Regions from separate parts of the Homo sapiens genome. Here region 2 is linked to region 1. A link is a contact called in ENCODE Hi-C or POLR2A ChIA-PET data. All regions are on one chromosome and are shown on one strand. Each heading gives the region's core, a stretch centred on a gene start or an enhancer-like site at or near the end of the contact. The rest is flanking DNA. Distances are from core to core; before and after follow the strand shown.

Evidence for each region. Hi-C counts contacts between places; a loop is a spot of excess contacts on that map. ChIA-PET counts read pairs that join two places held with the same protein, here RNA polymerase II (POLR2A). Pooled maps may share reads with other maps.
Region 2: a map with no recorded cell type shows a loop between it and region 1 (4-fold over the local background). The contact joins the promoter of TTC39C-AS1 here to the promoter of CABYR in region 1. A Hi-C loop is called at or near these places in 2 of 168 maps with a recorded cell type or tissue (GM13976 and adrenal gland), 1 of 37 single-sample maps with no recorded cell type and 4 of 50 pooled maps. POLR2A ChIA-PET finds 5 or more read pairs at or near these places in 14 of 52 experiments (A549, AG04449, AG04450 and 9 more).

The regions. Positions count from the first base shown.
Region 1 is chr18:24,135,302-24,143,067 of GRCh38, reverse strand. It overlaps CABYR (calcium binding tyrosine phosphorylation regulated), which reads right to left and starts at 4,006. Exons shown (of 6, transcript NM_153769.3): 1 at 3,950-4,006. It overlaps TTC39C (tetratricopeptide repeat domain 39C), which reads right to left. Exons shown (of 14, transcript NM_001135993.2): 14 at 7,468-7,766. RefSeq lists an enhancer at 4,362-4,421.
Region 2 is chr18:24,012,432-24,020,197 of GRCh38, reverse strand. It overlaps TTC39C-AS1 (TTC39C antisense RNA 1), which reads left to right and starts at 4,738. Exons shown (of 6, transcript NR_110796.1): 1 at 4,738-4,894; 2 at 7,157-7,281. It overlaps TTC39C (tetratricopeptide repeat domain 39C), which reads right to left and starts at 5,444. Exons shown (of 14, transcript NM_001135993.2): 1 at 5,160-5,444. The coding sequence starts at 5,326. RefSeq lists enhancers at 41-130, 151-200 and silencers at 5,028-5,207, 5,288-6,207.

The sequences.
Region 1 (7,766 bases), core at 2,757-5,256:
AAGTAATTAGTTTTACTAAAATAGGTTTTTTTTTTTTTTTTTTTTGAGACTCTGTCACCCAGGCTGGAGTGCAGTGGCGTGATCTCAGCTCACTGCAACCTCCGCCTCCCAGGTTCAAGCGATTCTCCAGCCTCAGCGTCCTGAGTAGCTGGGACTACAGGCACATGGCACCACACCCCGCTAATTTTTTGTATTTTTTAGTAGAGCCAGGGTTTCACCGTGTTAGCCAGGATGGTCTCGATCTCCTGACCTCATGATCTGCCCGCCTCGGCCTCCCAAAGTGACTAAAATAGTCCTTATGAGTTAACTATAGTTTCCAAGAATAAACTATCTCCTATTAAAATTATCAGCTTTAGTTCTAATATGTAGGTATTCATTTTAGTAAAATGGGCTAATTCTTGATGGTAGTTTAAAAAAAAAAAACACACAACCCTACTAACAATAGCCTACTATGTGCAGATGAGCAATCTAGTACCATGATAGAAATCCATAGGAAAAGCCCTGCCAAGACCCTGAGGACATTAAAAACAAAGAACAAAAAACAAGACCTGCCTCTGTAAAATTCAGTGAATATTTTGTGCAGTTAACATTTCATGTATCTGTTTCTAAACAAGTCCTTCCAAACCACACAGGCACTGGCCCTTCTGTACATATATTCATCAAACAGTTACAAGATAAGTTTTTTTCTATAAGAAAATGTTTTTCCTTATTTTTCTAAATATATTCTCAGACATGCTGCTTTTTTTTTTGAGATGGAGTCTCGCTCTGCCACCCAGGCTGGAGTGCAGTGGCGTGATCTCAGCTAACTGCAACCTCCCCTTCCTGGGTTCAAGCAATTCTCTGCCTCAGCCTCCCGAGTAGCTGGGATTACAGGTACTGGCCACCACGCCCGGCTAATTTTTGTATTTTTAGTAGAGACAGGGTTTCACCATCTTGGCCAGGCTGGTCTTGAACTCCTGACCTTGTGATCCACCCACAGGCTCCCAAAGTGTTGGGATTACAGGCATGAGCCACCGTGCCCGACCATTGCTCATGTTTAAGTGTGCATTTTTTAGCTTTAAATTTTGGGGTTTTTTCAGCCTGCTTTGTACCTGCAGGAATAACTTTGTTTTTAACATTAATCAGTGTGAGTATAATTTATTTGTGGTATTATTATACCACCCACTGTCATTTGTACCTTTCGTTTCTCATATCTCCCTTACCCTCTTCCCAAATTTTCCCTTATGTTTCCCCTTCTGCCTTTCTGCCTTTTAAGTGGTATCAGAGATACTGCACAGACCAACCTGTAATTCTCAGAGTTGCAGAGGCTGCCACCTGAAACTGTGTCAGGGTGTATGTATTCTGACTCCTAAAAAATCACCTAAGGCTTCTAAAGAACAAAATTAAATATTTAAGAAAATCCCTAGGAAAACTAAGATAGGAAAAACAAGGTGAAGCTACAGGTAAAGTTAGCACTCCAATGCATGCCATAGCTCCTTCACTTTGATAAAGATGGGCATCAAATCGGCCCCTAAGCTACCAAGCAGCCATCACAAAATAGGAGATAGGTGGTTAAATGATTCAGGTTTCTTGAGGTGAAAAACACATCAGTTGTATGGGAGAACCACAGCTATTCTGGATACTGAAACCCAGGAGAAATTTCTCCCCCAAGTCCTTATAAAGCAAATAGTGTGATATAATGAACCATGTCCTCAACAACATCCCTACAGTAAATAATGAGTTTCACGGGGTTAAGTGGCATAGTTCAGTTACAACAATTATAGAAGGGCACAGCTTCTATTATAAAGTAACGAATATCTCATAGCAAAATGTTCAATACTTAAAAACACATCTCATCTTCCCAAAGGTCAGGACAAAATGAATCTGTACTGGCCAAAGCAAATCCTTTCAGTATATAATTAAGTATAATTGAATCCCTTAATGAAAACTTCCTTTTACGATATCATTCAACAGATTTACTGAATTAAACCATCTTTAAAAAACCAGAAGTGATCCAGCAATCCCACTGCTGGGTATATACCCAAATGGAAATCAGTATACAGAAGAGATATCTGCACTCCCATGTTTGTTCCAGCACTGTTGACAATAGCTAAGATTTGGAAGCAACCTAAGCGTCTATCAACAGATGAATGGATAAAGAAAATGTGGTACATACATACAATGGAGTACTATTCAGCCATTAAAAAAGAATGAGATCCTGTCATTTGCAACAAAGTGGATGGAACTGGAGATTATTATGTTAAATGAAGTAAGTGAGGCACAGAAAGGAAAACATTGCATGGTCTCTTATTTGTGAGAGCTAAAAATTGAAACAATTGAACCCACGGACATAGAGAAGGATGGTTACCAGAAGCTGGGAAAGGTAATGGGGCCTGGGTGGGGGAGGGGGAAAGTGGGGCTGGTTAATGGGTATAAAAAATGAATAAAACCTACTACTTGAAAGCACAACAGGGTGTCTATAGTCAATAATTGTACATTTTAAAATAACAGAAAGAGTATAACTGGATTGTTTGTAACACAAAGGATAAATGTTTGAGGGGATAGATGCCCCATTCCCAATGTGATTAACATTGTATGTCTGAATCAAAACATCTCATGTGCCCCATAAATATATACACCTACTGTGTACTCACAAAAAAAGAATTTTTTAAAAAATCAGAAGTGGGGATTCCGCAGTCCCACATGCTAAATGCTAAGGGGCATAGGCAGCATGACATGTTTGATACATACATACTATTTGATACATATATATATTTGATACATACTCATATATATCATATGTCTAATTTTCTTTAAGTACCCAAAGTGAGTAGATAGACCGTTTTGAAAGTGGCTCCCAGAGGCCGGGCGCGGTGGCTCACGCCTGTAATCCCAGCACTTTGGGAGGCCGAGTCGGGCGGATCACGAGGCGAGGTCAGGAGATGGAGACCATCCTGGCTAACACGGTGAAACCCCGTCTCTACTAAAACAAAAAATCAGCCGGGCGTGGTGGCGGGTGCCTGTAGTCCCAGCTACTCGGGAGGCTGAGGCAGGAGAATGGCGTGAATCCGGGAGGCGGAGCTGACAGCCGAGATCGCGCCACTGCACTCCAGCCTGGGTGACACAGCTAGAGTCCGTCTCAAAAAAAAAAAAAAAGAATAAAAAAGAAAGTGGCTCCCAGAAACCATGATGGCGCCAACAACCTTTCAGGAGGCAGTTAGCAGTTGGTGCTACCAAAGGTGGGGACAGCGGCCATGCACTCCATGATCCCCCGTCCCACTAGTTCTCACCCCGACTTTGGGAACGTGTGGGGCCAGGGACGCTAAACGTCCTACAGTTCAGTTCCCCACAAAGAACTGTCCTAAGCAAGCTGAGAAAAGTCAACGGGTAAAATTGTCACAAACACTATTAGGGTTATTTAAAAGCGACAGCTTAATAATTCTTCCCAGATCTCTCCTATCACCAATACTGGTCCACCACTGGCGGAATTTAAATCCTGCCCCGCCCAACTGTAAACGTCCATGCGCCCACTACCACAAGGGTAACGCCTTAAGCGAGAAATACGATGCCTTTCAGGATGCCAGCGGGGACTTCGGAGCCATAGGTAACCGCACTCCCCGACCTCTCCCTAAAGAACCTCCGGGATGTGGGCCCCCGCTGTGTCAGTGCTCGTTTTGCGCTAGGTCTGTTTGGGAGAGACGGGAGTGAAATGTAGGAGGCTGGGCGTGCTCACATCGCCTGGACTTGTCCAAGAGAGGCGGGCGACGGACCCACCGAGGCCTCAGATTCGGCAGCTGGCCGTCTGGTCGCCGCACTCCCCGGTGTGGGCCGGGGCCGCCCCACAGGCCCCCCACCCCCGACTCTGAGGACCCTCCGCCTGCCCCGACGACCTCTCCCACTGCGAGAGACTCCCTGAGACATAATGGTCTCCGAGGCCGCAGGGTGCGCCTTTTCTCCAGATTCTCCCCACCTGCTTTCCGGCCGCGCTCTTAAGAGCTTCCTCGTTGCCCCCTTGCCGGCGGCTCCTGAGGAGACTTGGCGCTTGCGAGCGTTTTTATAGCCCCGCAGGCATCGGGGCGTGCATCACGAAGCTCCGCATCACAAAGCTCCGCACCACTCAAGGAGGCGGGGCCACAGCGGCCGCAGCCAATGGGGAGCCGAAAGCGACAAAGGCCATGATTTGGCCGGCGAGGGAGACTTATTTCCCCTTTTCTGGCTAAATCTGAACGGATTTAGGTGATTTCCCAACAAATAGCCAGGAGTAGCTCAAAGCGACTGCCTCTCCGTCTTTGGTCGTTGAGCTTAAAATTAGAGCTCGTTTGGAAAGAAAGTAAGAGATTTATGGCAGTGCTGTCTTGTCACTGCCTCGCCATTCCACACATTGCTCCTGGCCCCATAAACTATAGCTCTCTTCGGTCACCTTTAGGAATAATAATTTCTGCCACGTTGTAGACACACAGTGAATAATTGTATGCAACAGAGCACTTTTTCTTTTGTGAAACTCGCCTGTGGAATGGGAGTTCAGCATGAATCCAGAAACTTCCTGTTTCTCCACAGTTGAGATCAGACACCAACTATCCCCACAAAGCACACCGTCAGCAACAAGTCAAGGTGTTACTGTGTGTAACTTCAGCTCAATTTTACCAAACTAAAGGAATACTGCTTCATTTAAAAACGCCCACTCTGCCGGGCACGGTGGCTCACGCCTGTAATCCCAGCACTTTCGGAGGCCGAGGCGGGTGGATCACGAGGTCAGGAGTTCAAGACCAGCCTGGCCAAGATGGTGAAACCCTGTCTCTACTAAAAATACAAAATATTAGCCGGTCGTGGTGGTGGGTGCCTGTAATCCCAGCTACTCTGGAGGTTGAGGCAGAGAATTGCTTGAACCTGGGAGGCGGAGGTTGCAGTGAGCCCAGATCACACCACTGCACTCCAGCCTGGGCTACTGAGCGAGACTCCGTCTCAAAAAAACAAAAAACAAAACAAAAAAAACAAAAAAACGCCCACTCTCTGCTCTTTCACTCATTTAGGCTCAGGTATTTGGGCTGGGCTCTAAATAACACCATAATCATGATTATCAGAGTACAAGCAGCCTTAATTTTGATCCATCTTCAAATGTTTAAAAAGCAACTACTTTAAACCAAAGAGCATCGCCAGGGCAGATATCTGACCAAAAACAAAACAAAACAAAACAAAAACCAAACCAAAATAAAACAAAACCCTATTTTTTAATTCAGAAAAAATTAGGGCTTCCAGAGCACTTTGCAATAAAAGCAATGTTAAGGCCTCAGTCAGCATTATCTGGTGCCATTCATTAATCCACTTAATAATTATTTTACTGAGTGCCAGGAAAGCTCCCTCTTCTCGGGAAGTTTACATACTTAAAAAGGGAGAATTAGCGAGACTCCGTCTCACAAAACAAAACAAAAAAAAGGGAGAAATGCTTTTAGACTGAGTATGTTGGTGGGTCTGCAGATATTTTTCATCCTTCATCACTTGCCTCCAGCACCACTTTGGTAATGTAAATAAAAGTGAGATGAGGCTGTCATGATTTCTGATAGCTTGGTTTATAACACATTTAGGTGTCAGAGACATAATGAACTGAGCTACTGAAAATCCTAAGTACCTCATCTATGGTGTCTTTTGGAATTGGAGACATTTATGGTTTTTTTAACGTAACCTTGGTGGGTCATCTCAAACATCTATTAGGTGTAAGGTATTATGCAGAAATACCTGTAACTCAAAAAACAAGATTTTACTCTCCATTTCTTCAGTGACTGTTTGGCTGAGTCATTCTGAAATGCAAATTGTTACAATGTAAACATCTAACCAAGAATTTTCAAACCACTGCCCATCGCTGCTTTGATTTCTTGAACTCTTAATGATTTGATGTGGTTTCACAATCTTGGCTTGTGTTCATCTCCCTTTCAATCACCAGTATGTTATTTTTTGGTCACCAATGATTTAAAACGCAAATGTACCTTCCACTGCCCCTCTCCCACACCCCAAATCCTTACCCTATGGAAGTCCATGGTTGTGGGTGTGGCCTCTGCATACCTCTCGTATTTCATGTCTCACCATGTGATTCCCACTTGACCCTCCAGAGTCTTGAACACACATGTCGCTTATCACCTCTGTGCTTTTGCTCATTAGGTCCAAGGCCTTGGATGCTGCTCCAGCAAGTGTTTTCACCTGACTGCATCCTGCTTCTCCTTTAGAACTCATCTCAGAAATCTCCTACTTTAGGAAGCCAGTGGGTTAGAAGCATTTTCTCAGTGGCCCCATGATGTATGCTCTATGACTTATCCTTGCTATATAATTCTATATAATTCTGCTTGTGTTTGACTCTTCTCCCAGATTTACCAAATCCTTAACAAAAGATGAATAGGGCAATGTTTCTCTAATCCACATCACCTGCATAAGAAATCATCCCAGGAGCTTGTTAAAAATGCCTTCCCAAGCCCTACCTAGAACCTACCAAACCAGAATCTCTATGTAAAACACGGAAATTGACAACCACTGGCCTCTGGGAGGAGGAATTAGGCATTACATAGAGGTCACCTGGGTTTCAAGTGTGTTGCTTCTATTTCATACCCAAGTCAACTAGGTGACAGAGATCAGCCCCCTTGCTAGCTTTCACAAGAAAGCCAGTTAAATTGTGCTCTTGGTGATTTCTGCATACTTTACTGAAAAAGGAGCATTATCTGTTATGGACCAACTTTCTCTTGCTCCCCTTATCCTTCTCTCTTTCTGCATTTCCTCTTCTAGCTTCTAAAGTATCTGCCTCGACTATGTATCTTCTTGGATGATCTCGATTTAACAATTTTCTTTCTACAAAATATACCATCTGCAGAAACCAAAACAGTACATCATGATTTTGTGAATGTGTATCTTCATAGTGAAAACCGTATTTGAATACTTGCCACCATGATTTGCTTAAGGAAGAAATCCACTGGAAAAGTTTACACAGCAAAGGTGTGTGTCTGCGTGTGTGTGTGTGTGTGTGTGCATGCCTGTGCATGTGCTCATTTTAAAAATCAGATATGACTTGTCCTTTAACTTTAGTTGGCAGAGACAGAAAAGTGCAAATTCAGTAAATAATTGACTTACACAATATGTGACAATAAATACTCTAATTTTCTGTGACATCTAAAAGTTATAATTCTTTACTCAGTAGAAGACAGCTATCAGGTGCTAAAATAAAAAAAAGATACCTAACCCAATAAAGGCAAAATCTTAGTTATATTAACCAGCAAGGTACATATTACATTATTATTACTAGACCATGCCTCCAAGTGTGTCAAATTATAAAAATGTGTTCAGCATACATAAAATATACATTAAAGATTTCTCTCATCATAGGCACAATCTAATACAAAAATATATTTGACATTTATAAGTTAGAAGATCCATTGAGAGCCTCCAAAATAGGACAGGGGAAGGAATGAGTGATGACAACATAAAAAAAGAAGCACACATAGATGCAAATAGTTCCACTTATATGATTATTTTCTTCATCAGCAAAGGGTTAAGAGCAGTTTACACCAAACCAAGTTACCAAGCAGATCACAATCAGTTCACAGGTTGGATAAGTCACGGCACGCAGGCCAGAAAATGTACTCAGACTTCAGTCAACCTAATGGGACAGTGTACTCACACTGTGGTTTTGTTGTTTTGGAGTCTAGAAGCTCCATCTACCCATTCTCCATGGTCTACCACCATGTTAACACAGATTTACCACAGGCGCCATCTGTACCAAGCCTAGGATAGACTCTTTAAAAAAAAAA
Region 2 (7,766 bases), core at 3,489-5,988, 120 kb after region 1:
GAAGAGGATGGAAAAAGTCAACAGATGAGTTTCCTGTCTTTCCCGCCAGTTCCCTTAAACCATTTCTGCTTTTCATTTCTTCTCCTTTTCTTACATCTCTGCATCTGTGGACTCTCCTATCGTCTCCAGGAGCAAGGCAGAGACACATTCTTGTCTGTGAGCAGATGACTTGTCTAGAAATCATGGACAGCCTGCAAGTCCTTCCAGTCCTCCCAAGAATCTGACATGGTTTTAGGCAGAGAAGAGGCTCAGAGGCCTGCTGACTCAACATCTCTTACAAGCGCCTTTGAGTTTCTCCAGGAAGCGCTGAGGTTTTCTCAGAAGTCAAAAAACTTTTTCTGTAAAAGGCCAGAGAGTAGATATTTTAGGCTTTGCATGCCATATGGTCTCTGACACTACTCATTTCTGCAGGTGTAGTGCACAAGCAACCACAGACCACACATAACCAAATGAGCATGGCTGTGTCTCAAAACTTTATTTACAAAAGCTGGTGTCAGGCTAGAATTGGCCCACGGGCCATAGTTTACCAACTCCTGGATTATATGGAACCATCTGTATGGTAACACTGGCTCTGCAATCAACATGCTCACAAAATGAGGCCACAGATCCTATGGCTTTCTCATATGGCTTTGTCACATGCGCCAAAAACTGTGTTAAACAATTTAGGGTCCATACATTCCTTTGATGTACACTCACATTACTTACTATACATTTTTCTTGCTTTTTAATACATTTTCGCCATTTTATAGTTTAAAATGGAAAAGGAAGTGTCACAATTCATAGCAACTATGTACCAATAAACATTCATAGTAACGATACATGTTTCCTATTTTAGTTGACCATGAGTAAGTAGGACTCTTTAAAATATCTACAGCCAGAAACTGGTAGTAGCCCTGGCAGAGGTAAAGACTGCAGAAGTCTTAGGATCAAAAAGAATGCCAAGAGTTAAAGCGGGAGATGGGCTGGTAACCTCAAGAGGGGAGGAGGGAGGCTCAGCATCAGGGCAGCAGAAATAAGAACTGCGAAGCTCATTTGGGTCAGAAGCTCCAAACGTCTCACGCTCCTCAGGCCTCCATGTGCTTCATTACTGCCAGTCCTCTGTTAAAAAGTAATATGTCAAGCCATAAAGAGAAAAAAGGTGGTGACGTTAGGATCCTGAAGTCCCAAGGAGCCAACGGTGAATTATGGCTGTGACAGCCACGCTGTGGACAATGGTCATGGTGAAAAGTGAGTTGACGAGACACCCAGTAGCAAAGTAAACCTGAGGAAAGCACCGACCATGGGAAACATGGACTGACCAGTGGTAGGAAGAAAATAAGTGCAGAACAAGCCATCCAGTGCAACGGCCTAGCAACACTTGTGAGCCTGCAGTTCTGACCACTCTTTTCCCAATGTCATTTCATGTCTCCACGTGGGTTTTTCCGCTGTTTCCTCTCCTAGGTTTCCGTTTAAACCTCACCACCTCTCACATTCTCCTTTTCTCCTTGCCCCGCCCCTCCCAACTCCTCATTCAACTGATTCTCTTCTACCCCATCATAATGCTCAGGCATCATTTCCTCCACAAAACTGTCCTTCAGGCTGAGTTAGACGCTGCTTCTCTTTTCTTCCACAGGCTCCAGGGGACCATGCGTATGTCTCCCAGCCTCCCTATCACCATCAGCTTTACCTACACCTACATTGCAGCACCGAAATATCTAGCACATGTCTTTGGCACCTAACCCACAGCCTGTCTTATGTGCCTGAGCAACTAAAGGTCTGAGTGCACGTCACATATGCAAACAGTGAGTGAGGAAGGGAATGAGTGTGTGTGTGTGGAGGGGGAGCGACTGCTGCTAGACTAGAGCACTGGGCACTAAGACCAAGATCAGGAACTTGACTTCAGGTGGTCAAGATCACGAACTTACAAACACATGGACTTGGGTTCAAAGCAGAAGCGCCCTCCAGCAGGACAAATCTATCCTAACCTTTGGGAAAACACCTCAAAGTGCATAATGGTGGCTCAGCACCACCAAAGGGCAGTTTGTTGCTACATTATTACTATACTTCCAATAGAAAGGCAGCTACAGTTTCAAATCCCAACCAGGGAGCTGCCCTATATTCCAAAAGAAGGCTTCTAACTGTGCATATATTTCTAATTCCTATATGCATAATATCTGAATTATACAATCCAGACTTGCCACGAATTCAAGAGTGGCCTTCAGGATAATCTGTTTCTACAAAGTAACCATTTCTCATCAGGCAGCTGTTGATAAACTTTCACCATTCTAGTAAGGTGGCATGAGAAAATGACCTTCTTGCTTTAATAAAAAATATTGTTACACTAGATACAAAATACGTTTCTACTGTTAAATTGTAACAATAAGACTCTGGAAGGTTTACTAGTAGAGGAAGGGTGTCCCCCTGTGATAAACAATCATTAAAAAAGGAGACAGAGAGGGTAATTTGCCTATCCCTGTTATGTAGATAAAATGAGCCAGGGGGGTGCTCCTCAAACATTTATCAAGTCACTGCTGAGCCTTCAGCAGGCCATTTAACTTTGGAACAGAAAGGGAAGTTTCCCAATGCATAACAGAGTCTTAAATCCTTCATACGTAATACGTAAGATGAACTTTAAATAGAAAAGCTACCTGCACACAGGACATTGTGTCTTGTACTCGAACTATGCAGTCAAGAAGAAAACACAATACTAGCGGGGAAGGCACCACGTACAGAAGCTAGCTAGAGTTTATTGAGTGCTTACACTTAGTCGGGGCCATGGATTATTTCTTTTCATTCTAACCACCACACGATAATGTGGGTACTCTTACTGTTACTCCTATTTTATAGATAAGGAAGCAAATTTTGAGAAACCAAAGTCAGCAGCCACAAAATGGCAAAAGACTGGAACCCAGGTTGCAGGACTCTGGTCCATGATCACACCTGTATGCAACCGTGCTTTCCAAAACATACATCAGAAGCACCTTTTGGGAGGGGGGAAGAACGCAATGATTGTCCACACCACAAACAAATCAGATGGAGCCAAGGAAAGCTGATAGGATGATACCATCTCTGTCTACCTGTCTTTTTCCCTCCCACCATCTCTAAAAAAGGCTTTTTAACATTGCTGGAAAATAAGGTCTCAGAGCAGATGACAAATTATCATAAATTTAGTGAGGGAAGCAGAATGGTAAAATGAAAAGAGTCCTTGATTTAGAACTATAGTGTTTGTGTCCTGGTCCACAGTAAAAACTAAGTCTCATGTCCCTCGTTACAAAACTGTCATGATAAGATACACCTCACTCTTTTGTTGTCATGAGAATAGTGAGAATATATAAGGGAATGTGTCTAGCACTGTGCTTGGCAGAAAAGAGGTACTACAGTTTTCCCTGCCTTATCTTCAGTTCCCATTTCAAAATACAAGCAGACAGCACCTAGCTATACAAGGTAAATATTCCCTGGACACCTCCAACGCACTCACCCACAGAGAAGTATCTTTGAAGGGGCATCTCTCTGCTGTTGCTGGGAGAGAGTTTTCCAACCACTCATATACTGCCTTCTATTAACAGTGCATAAAATTTCTTAGATAGTGCAAAAATTTCATGCTTTCAATGTAAAGGTAGTATTTTCGCCTACTAAAGAAGGGTTAAAAAAGACCATTAAAATAAATATCACAGGAGACTTCAAAGCAAGAAGTACTTAAACATGCAAGTACCTAAATCATCAACTAAAAAGGGTAAATTTGACTCTACAACTATCTCCATCCTTCTCTCATACGACACAAACTGGTAGTCTAAAAAAGGAATCATAGCACGGTACAGGAAATATTCACACCTTTTTTCCTGAGGGCTTCTTAAAAACTACAAAAGAGAAATTGTGTGACAAGTAAACCTTTTAAATCCCCCATCAACAGCCTTTGATGAAACTCCATCTTGAAACCAGACCTGTATGCTTTAAAAATGAAATGTTCTAAGTAAAGCGAAGTTGTTTTTACTTTCAGACCAAAGGGGGGAAAAAATCACCGATTTAAAAGTAAAAGGGCTTTAGTGAAAAGTTCACAGTTGTGAGATACTTGCTTCGCCATTAAGAAGGTGGAAGCTCTGCTGGGTAGAAACCACCATTCTCTGAGGTCTGAGACTTTAGGCATTCTCATTCTTACAGACTCTGTCTCCCGGTCACAGTTGTACATTGGTCCTCTCATTCCAACCAAACTACAGGGTCTCCATAGCGTGAAGCATGTGGTCCTTAAACGTGTTGGGGAAAGCTGCTAATCAACGTCCTTAAGGCTCGTCAACAATCAGACGGCAAATCACAAACTTGCTTCCTCAACCCGAGAACAAACACTCCAGGTCCCCAAAGAAATGAAGGTTCCTTCCACTCCCACAGGAAAACTACCAGGTTTCAGTTCTTTCGCTTTATTTTTTAAAAGACAAATAAAAAATTAACTGAACACACGTGTTTTCCTACCATTCTCATACTTTTTAAAAATCCCTCCATTTTCTTCCTTCCTTTATTTACGTTGGAAAAATTCTTAATAAATAACGCCTGCTTGAAAGACATCAGGAACTCATTTTGAGGACTGAGTTTGCAGAAGACAAGGCAGAGAGATGAGTGGGCAGAGTTGAGCTGAAATTTTTAAATTCCTGCACGGCAAAGCAATTGTGCGTATCTGTTTTCAAACAATAAAAGCGTCTGGAATTGCACAATGTTGCAGAGCCATGCGAGGCGCGAGGAGCAGGCAGCCGGAGGGCTCCGTGTCACAAAGGCTGCCGGGGCAGCACGCGAGCCAGAGTCACGACAAGCCCGGGTCCCAGGCTCGCTGCTGCCTCAAATCTCATCCGGTCCCAAAGCCAGCTGCCCTGCAGAGAGGAGCCTACCGGCACCGGGCACGTCTGTGGGAGGGCGAGGCTGGGAGAAAGTGAGAGGGGGACTGCGGGCGCGCGGGGCGGGCGCGCGGCGGGTCCCGGGAGGGAAAGGACAACGGAGCCGGGGGTAGGGGGTGGACGAGGAGATGTGGCAGAGGCGCATTCCCTCTGGCTGATCTTGCCAGGGAGGAGACCTGAGGACCGGAATCGGTGACCGACAGGAGGGGGAGGGGGCTCCCGGGGGCCGCAGGTCGAGGCGCGTGAGCCGGACACGAGGTGCGCGCTGCAGGGTTGGGGAATCGGGGACGCGTGGGTCACCTGTATTGTTTGAAAAGCTGGTCCGACTCCCTGAAGCCGTTGTTGAGCAGCATGTTGATGCCGGCCAGGGCCAGCTCCGCGTCCTGCAGGGGCGCCGCCGCCGCCGCTGCCGCGTCCGAGTCTCCGTCGTCCCGCCGCCGCGGCCGCTGCTGCTCCGAGCCGGCCATGGGCGTGCGAGGCCCTGCGCTGGGCCGAGGCGAGATCGGGAGCAGCTGCTGCGGCCCCGCGCGCGCCCGGAGCCCGGCTCTACCTGCCCGGAGCCAAGCGGAGCCGGGAGGGGAGGGGAGGGGAGGGGAGAAGACGGGAGGGAAGAGGAGGGAAGGACCGCGGAGGGAGGAGCCGCGGCCCGGCTGCGGCGCGGCGTGGGAGGTGGGCGTCCGGCCGCCGCCGCGGGGATTACTCAGCAGCACCCGCCCGCTCCTCTCGCGCCCTCCGAAGCACCCAACTCGCGCGGGCCCCGAAGCGGAATCCGTTTCCGGGTGTCTCTCACCCCGCCAAGCCGGTCCCCGAGCGGCGGCCGCCTCCACTTCCTGCAGCCCCCGCGCCCCGGCCCCTCCCGGGTCCCCAAGCCGCGCCTTCGCCCACCGCCCAGGACTGCTCGGACACACGCACGCGAGACCCGGAGACCCGAGCGCCCCACCCTCCCCCGAAGGGGCCGGACCCAGGAGTCGGGAGGAGGGCAAGGCGCGGAGGGAGAACGAGCGTGCGGATGTGGAAGGAAAGGGAAAGGGAAGGGGAACTCCGCCCGGGCCGCTATGCTAGCGCGCGGCGCTTTGTCCACGAGTAACTGAAACTCCACGAGTAACTGAAACCCCACGCAGCCCGCGCCCGCGACCCCAGACTTCATCCCGACCCTGGGGCCGCCCCCTAGGACCAGGGCAGCCAATTCCCGAGGAGGTGGGCGGCGGGGGCGGGGTCTCTGGCACCTGCCCCGCAGCTCCCCGGAGCCCCGCGCTGCGGGACTGCAAGGCAGAGCCCCTCGGATCCCGGTACCACCCACTCCAGCCCGCCACCAACATTTGCGCAGTGGGGCAGGAGGAGAAATGGAGGCCTATATGCCATGTGCCCAAATATTTAAAAGTTATAAATTCAGCTGCCAAAGTGTGTTCTATTCTCACACTGCCAATTATTCTTGCAAAGCTTTGGCGTTCATATGACCAAATGTCAGCAAAACATCAAAAGTGACTGAATTTAACCATTATCACAGAAGTCTCACTGTTCTGATGATGGGCTGGTGATATCTGGATGCCTAATATTCTAGAGACAAGCAATTCATAAATCATCTTTATGTTTTTTCCACAAATTTATTTTTCTCTAATTTAGCAAAATCCCTTAATGTAGTGTTGCAATCAAGATTATGCTCTAATGCCAAATTGGACAACCTTCCTTGAGTCGCTGTCGTTTTTAGAGTGTAGTTTATTAATTTCAACTTGAAGAAACTTTGCTGAAACATTTATAACAGAATTTTTTTTAAATGAAAGCAATCCTCAGGTTTAGAAATAACTCCTGAATTTTAAACATTATGTCATCCATTATCATGGGACCAATATAATAAGTTATTACAGAAAAATGCAAAATAATTTTGTCATGTAAGTTGCTTTTACTTATTTTGTAAATTGTACCATCCCTTATAAGAATATCTAAATCCATACAGGATTTTCAACTTTTATAAATAGAAATTTTAGAGTAATAAGAATTACTGCCACTCCTTAAGTGTCATGTGTAACTGTTGCAAAGCCATGCTAATTCTTGAGTACATCTGGAACCACAAACTGGAACACTGACAGAAGCAAGAAAATGGACGATTCACATCCTTGGGAAACAGTACGTTGTAATGCAGGAGTCACTGCATTCATGCTGTCTGAGAAGAAGGATTTGACAAGCTGACCTTTAAAAGAAAATCTAGGTTTTCTTGGATTTAACATAATGTTAGTCTCAAACATCAGCAGTGTCACCATCCTTCATGGCACTGAGAGGCTGTAACCTTTTGTTTTTAGGGCACTGAGCTAAAGATGAGAAGAAGCGTTCCCTGGAGCCTGCATGGCATCAATCATGAGAATGGATGTTGAGGGTTATGCACCCCACTGAGGCAGCACTGAATGCCAGATCCCAAGTTACAGAGGTGCTTGTATGTTTTTAAATAAATTTATGCGTGTGTGTGTGTGTGTGTGTGTGTGTGTGTGTGTGTTTTGATGGGCAGGGCCCTCAAACGCAGGTCTTAGGGACTGTACTGCTCATTGAGGCCCACATGAGGCCATTGGCATGGAGGGCTCCCCTGGCCACACACTGCCCGAGGTCACCCTGACAACATGCACTTACAGGCTGCTGGAACTTTGGATCTGTGGAACCATTTGCCCAGATCCCTGAAGCAGTCTAGTCAATAAGGGAGAGAAGCCAAGAGCAAAATATCAGACATAGGAGATAGCCTGCAGTCCCCCAACTGAGAAAGACAGCCAAGCACAGTCCTGTATGTCCCTATTACTGGGAAGAAAAAACAAGAATTTCAAGGAATTGATGACACTATGTTTATGAGTTATACTTGAGGCCCTGCAGCTGAGGATGTGGGGAGGGGTGAGCAAAGTCAGAGCACTCTTTGTGGGGCTAGTT